Regions from separate parts of the Mus musculus genome. Here all the other regions are linked to region 1. The links are chromatin loops, found by intact Hi-C in ENCODE. Cell type or tissue: gastrocnemius. All regions are shown on one strand.

Region 1 (5,000 bases):
ACACTGTAATGCTTTGTTTTTATGAGATTTCAGATATGTCCCGCCATCCTGATCAGTAGGATGCCTGTGAGTTCAGGATGCCTGTGAGTTCAGGATGCCTGTGAGTTCAGGATGCCTGTGAGTTCAGGATGCCTGTGAGTGAGTTCAGGATGCCTGTGAGTTCAGGATGCCTGTGAGTTGCCAGGAGTTAAGTTCCTTCCCTTGACACTTCTCACTACTTTTTCTACCATTTTTTTTCATATCTTTCAATGTTTCTGTTTTTCTAAAATGTATGCCATCCCAAATTCTCTGCCCTCTTGTTCCAGGTTACATCAAAAAGATCTGTAAAGCAGGAACAAAACTACAAACAAGTCAAAAGTGGCTTCTGGGAAAGCCACAGTAACAACAGAGTAGCATTGATTCTTTACTCTTCCGACAGAAAAAGATACTGAGATAGACATTATCCACCTAGAAAAAAGTTACCACTAAGGAGAAACAGGAAATGATGTCTACAAACATAAAAATATTTTAAAGTCTTAAACATTTTAAAAACACTTGATAGGTAGTCCCTGTCTTAGGACATTTTGACTTCTAGACTTTTCTTTTAAATTATATCATGTTACAGCAGAGCTATGTGTTCCCCAGAAGCCATACTTTGAAGTATGGCTTGCACTTTCTTTCCAAGACCAGATCTACAGAGTACAATCTTCTCTAACAATGTTTGGCAGCCATAGAGTCACATCTCACGGTCAGTCACAGACCACAGAGGATGAAGAGCAGATGTCCTACAGGATGCTGAGCTGGGATGCTCAGCAGGTTGAATGTGTCAGGGATTTTCAGTTTATGATTTTCCCAAACTGCAGTGTTTGCTGAGCCATGGGCCAACTTTATCCAAGTGGGAAGCCATGGAGGACTTCAGGCTGGAGCCCCTGGAAGGCTCATGTGAAGCTGCAACATTCCCACAAAGAGAAAGTGAGGCAGGGGCCACAGGAGAACAAGGCAATGTTAGCTGTGCATCTCCCTCCCTGCCCGGCCTCCCACTGCCTTCTCCTTTAGGCTTTTGATGTTTCCTTCGTGCTGCTTTTCAACCTGTGATTCCAAAATCAGCATCTCTCATACAAGAGAGAATAGTAACGGTTCTAAGAGTAAGACACAGAGGATGTGATCGTGGACTTTGAGGTTGCTTTATTGCTAGTGTTGTTGGTTTGGGCTATGATAATTCATTTAGGCAGTTACTAGTCTGTAAAACAAAGTATCAAACAGAGCAGTATAATTGTTTAAACAAAGTGTCCTACCATTCATTTTAAATTTTCTAAAGCAAACAATTAAAACTTGTGTCAGTGGATTTTATTTAAATGATTATTTAACTAGATTAAAAAAAAACCTGTCTGTAGGTTTTTTATCCTTCTTTATTTGGAAGGAAATGATTTTAGAGAGAAGTAGAGAAAATAGGGGTTTTTTCCTCCCATTTGATGTATGTTGTATATGTCAAGATAGGCTTCACAGCACATTAACATAGAAATCCAGCCCTTAAGTGAAATCTGCTATCTCCACAGTAAGATCTAAAGTGAATATTTTAGGTTCGGTAGCAATGCCAGAAAGCCCAGAGAGGGAGAGTTCTTTACTGATATTACTAACTGGGTAGTTAAGATGTCACAGGTAATTTTGTTGTTGTCTTGTTTGCTTGGTTGTTTGTTTGGTTTTATTTTTTGAGACAGGTTCTTCTTTAGCCAGGCTGGTTTTGAACTCAGAATGTAGCCAAGAAAGCCCTTAAATGCCTGGTCCTGTTGCCTCTGCCTTCCAAAGCTGGCATCACAGGCCAGCACCTGGCACAGGGCATTGGGTTGTTCCATAATGCAGAACTTAAGTTGAAAAAAACTTAAATGAAAAACTGTATGCTTGCTCTTTTCCTCTACAAGTGATCTATTTGACATTTATTTGCATTATTGTATCATTTCGTTCTTAGCCAATGACCAAGGAGGATGAGGGTGGTTGCTGTCTGTAGTGTCTGAAACAACATAATGATTGCATTTGCAAGATATTCCAGTGTAAGGCCTTCTCGGTTAACGTGGGGGCGGCTGAGAGGCCTGATTTCATGAAAGCTGTTGGGCTCTATTATTTACAGATGGGTTTTTTGTTTGGTTGTTTGTTTTAAATCAGAGACATTGTATCACCAGGCAACCTCAGAGAAGATTGTAACATGTGTGAAATCGGATGAAAGGTGGAAACAACCTGCAGCCTGGGGGCCGGTCGGGAGCAGGGGCTGCTTGGTGGGAGATACTACAGAGCATGCGTTAGCTGGCCCTGGCCCTGAGCCAGTCACGTGAACAACCCACGAAGGGCTGCACTTCAGACCTCTGCTCCAGCTTCTCAGTGAACGTCAGTGGGAACAAACTTGGCATTTCATTAACATACTCGGACCCAAGAGAGCTGAAAATTTGATTCTTCTATTCACCTTAACACTACAGTTGGCATAAATGAATAGTCACCTTACATGTATGTCAAGTATGTCAAGATGAGATGGGCTTGTTTCATTTTAAGGGGTTCTTGGAGGTCTTATAATTTAAAGACATTCAAGCAAAGAAAATGCATTTGTTGTGTTTTGAAGGGAGAGTTCCATTGTATTATAGAGAACATGACTTAACTTGTTTCGTTAATTTGATGATAGACAGGACCCTACTAAAACTACAGAAAGAATACATAATATCAAACTACAGAAAGAATATTGACACACAATATCAAAACTTACCCATGGGATAAAGAATAAGGAGATGGCTCACCCGTTTAGAGAAAGTTCTGCTTTTGTAGAAAGTTTGTTTCCCAGCAGTCTTGCCTGGCCAGTCAGTCACCTGCAACCTCAGCTGCAAGAGATCTGGTGCCCTCTTATGGCTTCTGTGGGAACTGCACTCAGTATTCATGGGCCTACCTATAGACATGCACACCTACACATAAATAATTGCAAATAAAATAAACCTAAAAATCAGATCACATTTTCTGCATCTTGCAACTAGTTCATTGCTGGAAAATACCAAAGCGTATTTTCCTTAAGATTGTTGCACACCATGTAAGTTTGACTTGCCTTGTAAAAACAATGAAGACCATTTCTTGTTAAGTTGCACTTCTGCCTTCTTACCACATAAAAACCAGACTTTATTCTCTGTCTGAGGAAGTTATAAGTTAACTGATTTGTCCAGGCTATGGGAACTCAGGGTCATGAAGGACTTGGCTGTAATTTAAACTCCACTAATCACTAGTTAACCGTGAGCAGGCTAATAATTCTCATCGCTGAAAGGGATAATAGCAGCTACCTCCTAGGGTTATTATGAGAATTAATGGAGGTAGCATTCCTTCCTTAAGCCTCCGAGCCCCATGTGTTTCTTGGACACAGACGGGGTTCTATTATTGTTTCTTTTCTTGCTTCTTACCTGCCTCCCTCCTCTGTGTCTCCCACAACCTAACTTCTAAATAATGCACAAGTCATTGTGAGAACATTAGCATTAATGCTCAGATGGGTGTGCTACTGACTTAACTCAACAGTGAACCTGGCATTCCATCTCCAACCTTTCCCCTTCATTAACCATCTTCTCCAGCCCCCACCAACAGGAGTCCACCAGGATACCGGGTTAACCCTGAAACCTGTCTTGCACATGGGCAAAACAGAGTTTCAACCGGTCTGGTTCGTCCTCCCTCAGAGCCTAGATGGAGGTCATGTTGCTCAAAATTAACTCACTCTGGCCATGCAGTGACTGCCACCAAGACTGGCCACAAAGGGGACAGCAGTTCAATAAGACCTTTAACTCTATTTATAGCCCACTCGAAGCAATCATTCTCCATAGAGTGCATGGAGTCCTAGAAAATGGCCATCAGTTCACAGGCCACAACACTCAGCAGGGCAATCGGAGGGAGGAAAAAATGAAGTTAAGTGCCCTTTCCCCAGGACTCCACAGTATACAAAGCATTTTGACCCACTCATTGTTCCCACTCATCCTCACCAGCCCAGGAAGTAGACAAAGCTCACAGCCAATGCCTGCTTTGGTCATCAGGATTCTGATGCCTCAGAGAGTCATACACAGCAGGTAAACAGAATTCAGAGAATAGGGGAAGCATCTAAGGAGTGGGGCTCGCCTCTAATTCATTCGATGCACCTCAGTAACTAATTGTTTGCCTGTGGGAAAATAAACCTTGTAAGTAAGTTTCAGAAGACATTTAAAAGGCCTAATTTCGCTCCTACCTCGCTGTAAAGAACATGAATATATGAGAGCTAAAAACTGAAACCACCGATTGGGAATCGTCTATGACATTTGCATCACTCTGTAGCATACAGGCACACGTTACAGAAAAAATGCCTGGATGACGCCTGCCAGGGTTAAAACATGTGTGTAAGTCAAGACCACTCTTGAAAAGGCATGGTAGGAATTTTTATGAGAAATTTTAAATTGATTCTGTCAGCGTTGTAAAAGCCTACATCATTGCTATTTCTTTAGCATGGGGGATTGTTGCATAATTCCAGTGTGTGCCCCAAATAAAGATTTACTATGAGTTAGTATGGAACAAAAGAAATATTTTTTTCTCTCTTAAAAGTATTATTTGATTCTGGCCAGTGTTTTCATTGTATTGGATCTCTCTTAAACTTTGTTACCTACAAAATAGCATCAAAGCCCATATAGCTTGAAAAACAGAGGTGTCTAGTTAATTAGTGTAACTACACGGATGCCTGCCTGCCAGTGGTGTGTGTGTGTGAGAGAGAGAGAGAGAGAGAGAGAGAGAGAGAGAGAGAGAGAGAGGGGCAGAGAGACAGAGACAGATAGAGACACACATAGCCAGAGCAAGACAGAGAGAGGGAGGGAGAGCTCCTTGCTTGAAGCATGCCCCTGAGTTGGCTGATTGGCCCGATGCCATTTCAGAATCTCAGCTTCACTGTTCTCTGACCTCCTATTGTCCCAGCTCTGATTTATGGGACTTAGACTCCCTTCAAAGGCAAGGTGTCTGGAGTTTAGGGTCTTTACTTCTCAGCCCCTCCT
Region 2 (5,000 bases), 62 kb before region 1:
AAGAGACCAGCATCATTGAGGTGACATCTTCTGGGAAGTGTTTTCTGAAAGCACAAAGAGGCTGTGTTCCAGAGATGGCCAAGGTTGTACTCCTGCTGCAGCGGGACTTGGTAATATGTAAGGGTCACCCAGGTGGTACTGGTTTTGAAGGCATGAAGGGGTCACACAAAGCAGCTGAGGCTTGGCACTGTGAGAGGCCATGGAAGGCCATTGGTGAAGGTGCAGCCTCAGTTGCAATTGAAGGCCCAGGACTCAAGGGGTCATGCAGTGTTTTGGAGATGCCAGTACTATGAGATGACCACCAAGAGCAGCAGCAGCAGTGGAGTACAGGCATCTGGAGCCTAGAGGATGACCTGTGTGCTACAAAGGGCCTGGCTGGAGAAGTGACCCAAGCCCTTGGAGGAGCCCAGAAGATCGTGAGTTGGATCCCAGACATTGGACGGTTAGAGATTGACTTTTGCTTTTGATTGTGACTGTGCCCTGATATTTTCCCTCTTGAAGGAAGAAACTGTTTTAGTGGAGCCCACAGTTAAGAGACTTTTAATTGTAAAAAGACTTTGGATTTTAAAAGAGATGGACATTTTAAAGAGTTTGAAATTTTAAGAATATGTAAAGACTGTGGGACTTTTAAAGTTATTTAGATCTTGGGGATGAATAAGATTGTAAGGGTTGAGGCTTACTAGTGATGTGTTTGTGTGTCAAGTTGACAAGGGGTCAATTGTACTGGCTAGTTTTGTGTCAACTTGACACAGCTGGAGTTACCACAGAGAAAGGAGCTTCAGTTGAGGAAATGCCTCCATGAGATCCAACTGTAAGGCATTTTCTCAATTAGTGACCAAGGGGGAAAGGCCCCTTGTGGGTGGAACCATCTCTGGGCTGGTAGTCTTGGGTTCTATAAGAGAGCAAGCTGAGCAAGCCAGATGAGGCAAGCCAGTAAAGAACATCCCTCCATGGCCTCTGCATCAGCTCCTGCTTTCTGACCTGCTTGAGTTCCAGTCCTGCATCCTTTGGTGATCAACAGCAGTATGGAAATGTAAGCCGAATAAACCCTTTCCTCCCCAACTTGCTTCTTGGTCATGATGTTTGTGCAGGAATAGAAACCCTGACTAAGACAGATGACTACACTTATTAAGGAGGGAATTATACCAATGTACTTAAGGTTCTCAGATAGCGAGGCACACCGAAGTCTCCTAAGCCTCCCTGATCTTTAAATACTTCATGTAACACCAGAGCAGCACCCGAGCCTTTGAACTGGTGCCTGTTTCTGAGTCCTGTTTGGAAGCCAGCACTTCCACAGAGCAACCTGTGACCCTTACGCACAATCTTTATGTGCCGGCTGATGAGTGTTCCAGTGCCTGTCGGCTAAACTACCTTTGAAAAGAGCAATGTCCTGCCTCCTGGCTTATTTTTAGAGCATCATTCATCCTGTGTAGTGACAGGTTCTCTAGAGATGGTCTTACTAAGCAAGCCTTCTCATTACTACCTTTTACTTAGTTTTAACCTTCAATAGGTAACATTTTTTTTTTGAGAGCATGAGCAGAGACCTCCCGTGCATCAGTCCTACCAGAGTAGTACCTCTGGTGTTTCACATTTCCGCCCAGGCCCCTTGAAGGCACAGCATGAGATAATCCTCGAGAGGCAGCTATCATTTGCATTGTGTGAACATCGTTTCTTTCTGTAGAGAATCTTTAAACTCCTCTCCTAGGAGTTTCTTTTACTATTTTGTATAGTTAACTGCTGTAAGTCTGTAAGCTTCTGTAAGCTTCAGCCAGCCTCCTTGACGCAGACAAGTTACTGCCAGTCTTCTCTCTGTTTTCTTTCTTTTCATCTCCCACATATGAGGGAGAACTTATGGTAACTGGCTTTTCAAATTGTTTTTGTTTTTACTGACCCCCATAACACAGTTATCTTTGGAACTCAATGGATTAGAGCTTCTACCTAGCAGTCTATACTTCTTTCCTTCTACTAGGGGATATACCAGCTGCCCGCTAGAGGGCAGCAAGGGGTCAATGGAACCAATTCTTGAGCCAGTCACTGGCCTTTATAGCATTGGAGAAAATATGCTTAACTTTTTTTTTTTTTTAAACTCTTACATAGTGTTGCTTCTGTCACAAAAAAAAAAAAAAAAAAAAAAAAAACCCACAGGGCCAGTAACCTATGCAAATGAGTATGTGCAGGTCACATCCATTTACATAAAATGCCAAGAATATATCAGTGCTCTAAGAAGGAAGTCTGTCAACATGAAAGGATGAATCAATTCAACTTTCTAAAGACTGCTGACTTACTGAAGACAGCGAGATTCTCCAGAAGGCACCTCCTCTCCAGAAGTGGCCCCTTTCCCCCTTTACTCTGCCAGGAACGAAGCTGCCTCTGGGTGAATGATGGAGAAGGGAACCTGGAGGCTGGAGGGGAGATGAGGAACAAAGCCAAGGTGTGTTCACTAAGCTGGAGCAGCATAGAGGAGTTCAGCAGGAGATGAAGAGCTGAAGTGCCCAGAGCCTTCACGGGCTGTATCTCTGCATCATGAGAGCACGCTTCCCTGAAGATGTCTGGACAGGAGTGTGAGCCTCCTGGATTACAGTTTTAGCCTATGAGTGAGGGAGCTTTGCTTCATTGCAGACTTCCTGGAAAAAGGAAAGTAATCCAACTGGGGGGGGGGGGTTTGTTACTTTCTGCGACTCCTTAAGGTACAACAGCTCCGCAGAAAGCAAGAAGACAGAGTGGAACAAAGAGGGATAAAGACTTGTTTCGTAAGTGTCCACACTGTGAGCATCACAGTGCTCTGAGACCAGAGTCAGAGGAAGAGAAGGCATTAAGGAAAGGATGTCAGAAAAGGTGAACCCCCGGCAGACACAAAGATTCAGCAATGCTGGCGGCTCTTCCAGAGGATCCGGGTTTGATTCTTAGCATCTACTTGGTGGCACGTAACCATCTATAAATCAACTTTCTGGGGATCTAACATCCTCTTCTGGAATCTGTGGGCGCCATGCATGCATATGGACACAGACTCACATGCATGCAAGATGCTCATAATCATAAAGTAATATTTTTTTTAATGATGCAAACCTCTCCAGGAGTCTCTGAAGGAAGAACATTTTAGTTACAAGAACTGCTGTGCTTTGGTGAGACATGAGAATGCAAAGTATTTTTATTTATTTATTTGCTTACTTATTTATTAGTAGCATACCACACACACACACATACACACACACACACACACACACACACACACACACATCCTTTAGGATCATAGAAACTATACAACTTAACTTACAGCTAACAGACCCTATAATTTAACAATTGGAGGCTCAGGGAAGGTAAACACAGAACACCACCATGGGAATCTTGCCTTGACTCCACGCTGCTGGAAAAACCATTCATCTTAATCTCAGAATTTGAGTATCATGTGAGCCCTTGCATAAGAATCACACAGAGAGGCCATTCACAAGTAACTCCAAGAAGTTAATAAGGACGACAGGGAAAAGATATAATCAAATGTTAGGAGGAGAGACAGGGAAAATAATTTTCTCCCGTAAGAGCCTGGGAAGATTAAATGGAGAAAATGGCAGTTTGACCTGGTTCTCACACATAAGCAGGGGTTTTACAAGAAACTTTGGGGAGACCATTGCAGCAAAAGGAAACAAAAGGAAACACAGTATCAACTGGTAACACTTCAGTTTGAGAAGCTTGATTGCTGGCTGGAACACAAAGAGGTAGCTATGGTTTGGATACAAAGTTTCTCAAAGGCCTGCATGGTAAAGGATTGGTCTCTATACTCCTGCCTGCTTCCTATCCTTTTGTTTCATAGCTGACTTCAAGTGAGCAACTTCCTCTGCTATGGCCCTGGCCAGAAGCCACAAAGCCAACTGCCCTGGACTAACTCCTCTGAAACAGTCAAAGGAGTCCTTTCCTCTCTTAACCTCATCGTTTCTGGCACTTAGTTACAGCAATAGGAAGGAGATCCCAGAGGTAAGAGACCGAGCTGGAAAAGACTTCCTGCAGAGTACAAAGGAGTTTGAAATCCATGCTGAGGTGACTCTGACAGGTGTCTGCATAGAGGAATGTGATCAGACCTGCACTTAAGCGCAATTTCTGTGTCTACAGACCTAAGGCTGGTGGGTAAAGGCTTGTTAGAGAGCAATTAACACTGCCCAGAAGGGAGGGGAAAATCTGTGAGGCAGGGCCATGGGCTGTGGAAATGGATGAGGGGAGATGAGAGACAGATGATGAATAGGCAAGAGGTCAACTGTTAGCATGATACTTTTAAAGCAAGCTTTCTGGGTCCTCGAGATGAGGGATAAAGTATTTTCAAGATCCTGACTTATTACAACAATGGGCTACTCAGGGTGCCACCTTCATGGGAAGGCCCATAGTCTGAGAAACAGGCAGGCAACTAAAAAAGACGAGGCCATGTCTGTATTGTTAGTTCAGAGCCCCGAGGGCTTGGTTACACATTGCTGGGAGAGCTTTGGCTTCATTGGCTCAAGCTAAAATAAACTTCCTTATTTCTTCTGAAAAACTTGGATTTACTGACTTACGTGATGACATGTTTAATTGAATTGAATTTCTAAGTGGAATGTCACAGCGCTTTGCTGATGAGGAAGGCATCTGATCTTAATCCAAAAAAATAAATAACAAAACTTAAACCTTGGATGAACTGAGATAGAGTCAATACTCTGGTTTGGGATTGTGTTCTCTGTACAGTCTGCAATGAAAGCACACCCCTTATGGAGTGACCTGAGATCTATGAGTTTAGATACAAAGTTTGGGGAACACTTTATATGATTAAACTATAAATTTAATTTTATGCTCCCTGTTGGTAAATGTTTCAATTGTATGAAATATCATTCTGTTCCACCATAATGGAAACAAAATTTCAGATTTCAGGAAAAAAAATCGATATTTTTACATGAGTTTTTATTTTCCTGTGATAATAGACATCTCATAGGGTGACAGAGATGCCATTTCATATAACTAGAGTATACTACTTCCAAACAGGA
Region 3 (5,000 bases), 55 kb before region 1:
GCCTTCCTTAGTCGGCTGCAGATCACAAACACTGTGTAGACTTGGAGCGTCCTCATTTGCTTTGCTAGGCTCCCCATGTTACACCAAATGTAGAGAAACATACAGCCCGCTCTTATGAGTACAGTGAAGACACCCCTAGAAATAGAGTCTTTGGGCCTTGAAATGTCTTCTCCTGATCCTCTGCTGGGCTGACTCCTTCAGTAGCTGGGAACACACAACTCTCCCAGCCTCGTTTATCCTCGGTCAATCACTTGTATCTACATAAAAGGGTCCAGGCCTCCCTGAAGCATGTGGGTCCATACTGGATCAGCCCTTCATTTATGGGAATGAATTCTTCTGGTATTTTGCTAAGCTGTGAGTTGGGACTGAGAGAAGGTGATGGTGAGAGGAAGAAATGAAAAATGAACCAATGGCAAAGGAGTGGAAGTCTCAATAGTTACGTGGAGGCTGGAGCCGAAGTCTCAGTAGACAAGTGGAGGCTGGAGCAGAAGTCTCAATAGTCACGTGGAGGCTGCCTTGCCTTTCTATTATTTCTGATCACACATAATGGTATGCTTGTGATGCTTCAGCACATATAGACCCTGTGGCAGTCCAGTCAAGGTGAGAAGAATCTTCATTATTGGCAACATTTACTGTTTCTCAGTGGTGTCAACAGACAAGAGCCTTTCCCAGTTATGTTAAAATACACGATGGACCGTCATTAGTTACCTCACTCAGCACTTCAGATTTTAAACCTTCTGGAGCTGGCTATTTTTCATTAAACCAGAGCCTGCCTCTAAGGTGTTTGAAGAGAGAAGGGACATTCGGTCCATAGTAACCCTTGTATTATGATCAACAAGTGCTATTTTTTGTTTTGTTTTGTTTTCATAGTTCCTGTTTATGCCTCTCAGCCCTTATATTGTCTTTTCAAGTCCGGAGCCAGTTGACTTCTGGCCAGGGATACATTTTACAGCTAGTACAGATAAATACATCCTATTCATATTTATTATCCCTATTTCGAGATCCTGCCTGAGTTCAGCACTCCATCTGAGGGGCTGGAAGAGAATATTCTTTAAAGAAAGATGATTGCTCCAAACCATGTCCAAATACTTAACCATATGCAATAAAATCTTTGGTCTCATTAAGAAGCTTCAGTCCACTTTCATGCAAGAATAGGCAGGATGCTCTATTGTTTAAAATGCATTTGACATGGCCTGAGCATTTGCCTCAAGCCCACGGGATATCAGATAGATATCAGATCTCAAACTTTATGTTTGAGAATGATAAGGAAAGAAAGTGGTCAAAAGAAAGATCCAAGAAAGACAAACATGGCCTGCTGCCAGCTTCCCATATTTTTATTCTTCTGTGTATCAGACCCAATTCCCATAATGATATCTGCTCTTCTTAATAACGGATAGTATTGTCCGTAGAAATGTTGCTTCTTGAAGGACAGATCTATAAGACAGATCTTACTGCTGTTTGTAAAATGAAGGAAATGATAAAACCCAAAGATTAAAACAAATTTGCCCAAAGTCCTAGAGCTCATGGGTAAAGAGCTGGATTCTTTGTGTCTCTCCTGTCCCAAAGCCTGAGCTTTATACACCAGGCTCTGCTCCCTCATTCATGATCACAGCCCCTTCCCTGGGAGACAGGGATGCAGGTTCTTAAGGAACAATGCAAAGAACCCATAAGTACCTATAAGAAAGAGATCTACTCTGTCATTGTGGAACTGTGACAATCAAGAGGTTCCGATTTTTTTAAGAAGAAAAAAAAATCCAGAAATCCTGTATGTTAAGGTCCAAAGCACAGAGCATTTCTGTTGTTTGTTTTGAATCATACTTAAAATTTAATGGCAGAATGACTTAAGTCTTCATTGAGACCACTGAATTCCCTGTTAATATTTAAAATAAAAGCGTTTTAATGACCAGTTTTTGCATCTTCCAGACATTATATCAATATTTTAAATGCATATGAGCTCAAATTCTTGCCTTTTATAGCAACTTGCTGTTTACCCAGTACAGCGATTTGGTGTCGCTATACAACACATAAGATGTGCAAAGCAGAGAGCACCACTTCAGATGCATTGTGGGCATTCAGCTACATTTGCCAAGCCGCTGTTCTCTTACATTATGCAGAAAGCTGAATGCAGCAAACCAGACTGGTATTCATCCCATTTGATAGTATTTTTAAGGATGATTAACTAGGGTACCCGGGGCACTTGCATAAACTGCTGTTGCTTGTATTTTCCAGGTGATAAAACTTGTTGGTTTGGCATCTTAGAGAGAAGACATTAGACCCGCTTGATTGCCCATTGGCGTAGGCACAAACCTTTAGGCAGGGCACAGGTCCCGGGGGTGGGAGACACAGGTGGATAGAGCTGTGTCAGAGAGCAGGCCTAAGTGGCAGGTCCTGAATGAGCCACGGTGGGGAGGAGCATAGAGAATCTGGAGCTCTCAATGGCAGATTATCATCCAGATTATCCTTGCCTCGTGGCCTGCGGACTAGTTTATTTCCTTGTTTGGGAGGTTAAGCGTATCTCAAATACTTCTCTCTTACACACCCGAAATACTGTTGGTGGTGCTGGAATGGCCTTTAAATGTTTATAACTCTGGTGTGTTTTATTAAAGTACTATAAAAATTATCATTTTAGACTTTCTTGCCGGGAATAAGGCATTTTCCATATCTAACACATTTATGAAATGTAAACAGAGGAATGAGCAGCCCTGGAATTTATAATACCACCTCACCTGTGACTGAGAGAAGCAAGCAGCCATCTAAATTGTCTATATCAGTACACATCACATTGTATCTGGTAACGTGAACTTTTTACTCCTAGTAAGTTTGAAGAATTGTGACGAAACAGACTCACAAATTAAACAGAAATGACAGAATTCAGCATTTTCTATCCCCCCAAATGCCAAGAAGTTTACTAACACCACTGTCAACAGTTCCTTTTCCTGCCATGGAGAAATCTCTAGGTCAGATGCTCACGTCTTCAGTAGCTTGAGTTCACTTCACAAGGAGATTCTGAAGGAATCCACCATTCTGTCCTGTGGTTCAGGGCTGGGGATGCACCCTTTAGCTCAGATCTGAGGGTTTCTATTTTAGGGCAGAGCTGTGTACAGAAATGAGGAGGAGGTCCCTCCTTCCCCAGCCTTTGCGGAACCTTATAGAAATCAGTGAACACTGAGGAGAAGTCAAGGATGCTTTCTTACTTTTGTTCTCTATCTCTCTGAACAATGGCCCCCCAGGAGGAAAAGCACCTGTGAATGAGTGCTTACAGGGAGCACCCGTGAATGGAGCACCCGAGAATGCGTGTTCACAGGGAGCACCCTGTGAGTGTAGGCTCACAGAGTGCAGGCATTTGACACCAGCCATTCTCATTTGACCGGGTGGATTTCTCTTGCTGTAATTGTCTTTTTGAAAGTACAGTTCCATCCTTGATTCTGGGAACAGAACCCAGGCCTTTTGCAGACTATGCAAGCCGTCTACCCCTGAGTAAAATCCCAAGTCCCTCACTTACAGTCCTCAAAGATATCTTATTATCTAGATTCTCATTGATCGTTCCCATGCATGCTACATCAGCCTCTGTGTGTGCATAAAACAACCAGTTCATGTGATGTTTTTACTTCCTTTATCCATTCCATAAAGTCTGCAGTGTAACTGAAATTTGGGGGGAAGAAGACATTTGTCTCTAGGCAAAAAAATTCCTGTGTATTTTAGCAAAGAGTCCCATACAGCATAAAAATAATCTCTACAAAGGCAACGTGAGTAACCAGAGAAGGGAAATGGGGTCTGTTCTTTGCTGTGTAGAGAGCCACGAAAGAGCTAAAGTGTGAAGAAAGTGGAGAAGTCCCTTCCTTCCTCCCTCCCTCCCTTCTTTCCTTCCTTCCTTCCTCCCTCCCTCCCTTACTTCCTCTCTCTTTCTGTCTCCCACTCTCTCTCTCTCTCTTTATTTATTTATTTATTTATTTTTAAATTTCTTTCTTAATTTTATCTGCATAATTATTTTGCATGGATGCATGTCTGTTACCTACACCTGGAATTACAGACAGTTGTGAACTGCATGTGGTTGCTGGGAATTGAACCTAGGTCCTCTGGAAGAGCAGCCAGTGCTCTAACTTCTGAACAATGTCTCCAGCCCAAGAAGTCTTATAATATTTCAGAAACCTATTTTGTAACAGTAAATCTTTTCTCTCGGATGGTACCATGTTCAGTGTGATGCCAGACACCAAGTAGCCGTTATGGGATTATGATGTCTTCTATCCTTGTTTAGTAAAGGATTCTCTGGTACGAGATCTGGTAACTACAGTATACATTTGTATACAAGAGACTGCAGCACTCATATTAAAATTTGTTTTTAACTTTGCTCTTTGAAATGATTATTTAGAGGGGAAATTGCCCTAAACTTGAAACTATTGAGAGGTACTCCCAGTGTATAGCCAAAGAAACATGCCAGCTCCTAAAGAGTCATCATTGCTCTGAATAAAACCTAAGCAGGGCTCTTCTAAGGTGAGAGGATGTCAGCCACATTTAGCCTCAGCAGCCCAGGGAACACAGACAGCGTAAGTGGCCCTGACATGTTAAGTGTGCATGAAGTGGAGGTGAATCAACGTGGCAGTTTGCAAACATCCTACAGCCAGAGATGCACCCTCAAAAAAAAAAAAAAGGAACAGCTAAAGCAAAGAAAGAGAGATGAGAACACAGGTATAGAGCACACACACAGGAGCATGGTACAGAGAAGGCCGACTGACAAACATCTAAGATTGGGGGAAAACAAGATAGCAATCTGAATGACCCAACAGGCACCCACTGCTCACCATTAGGTAGGAACAAAAAGAATGTGAGTTCAAGCCCTTGAGCTCCAAGCCAGGATGGTGCAACTGCAGAAATACACGCATCTGCATTGTAACTGACCAAGTCAACTGCAGATTCCCGACCCTTATAAAGCCAAAAGAAAAATGTGAGTCAGGAAGACAAGTCAACTAAAGTTAAAATCACTGGTCTACCAGGAGAGAAAC

Evidence for each region. Hi-C counts contacts between places; a loop is a spot of excess contacts. Peaks named below come from ENCODE experiments on the same cell type or tissue, not always from the same donor. Only the 100,000 strongest peaks of a DNase experiment are listed, where the experiment ranks them.
Region 2: a loop joins it to region 1, with 6 times the contacts of the local background. A loop is called at or near these places in 11 of 42 quality-filtered maps.
Region 3: it touches region 1 in a loop (2.7-fold over the local background); 11 of 42 quality-filtered maps call a loop at or near these places.

What each region holds. Positions count from the first base shown.
Region 1 is chr5:102,763,649-102,768,648 of GRCm38, forward strand. All of the region lies in intron 3 of Arhgap24 (Rho GTPase activating protein 24), which reads left to right. Among named protein-coding and RNA genes, the nearest start is that of Gm30396, 130 kb to the left of the region's middle. In gastrocnemius, a CTCF peak has its summit at 2,869 (motif pointing left); DNase peaks (open chromatin) are centred at 2,279, 2,867 and 4,909; H3K4me3 peaks cover 192 bases; H3K27ac peaks cover 250 bases.
Region 2 is chr5:102,701,503-102,706,502 of GRCm38, forward strand. All of the region lies in intron 3 of Arhgap24 (Rho GTPase activating protein 24), which reads left to right. Among named protein-coding and RNA genes, the nearest start is that of Gm30396, 73 kb to the left of the region's middle. In gastrocnemius, a CTCF peak has its summit at 1,986 (motif pointing right); a DNase peak (open chromatin) is centred at 1,997; H3K27ac peaks cover 582 bases.
Region 3 is chr5:102,708,234-102,713,233 of GRCm38, forward strand. The region is part of intron 3 of Arhgap24 (Rho GTPase activating protein 24); the gene reads left to right. Among named protein-coding and RNA genes, the nearest start is that of Gm30396, 79 kb to the left of the region's middle. In gastrocnemius, no CTCF peak of the experiment used is centred here; a DNase peak (open chromatin) is centred at 2,345.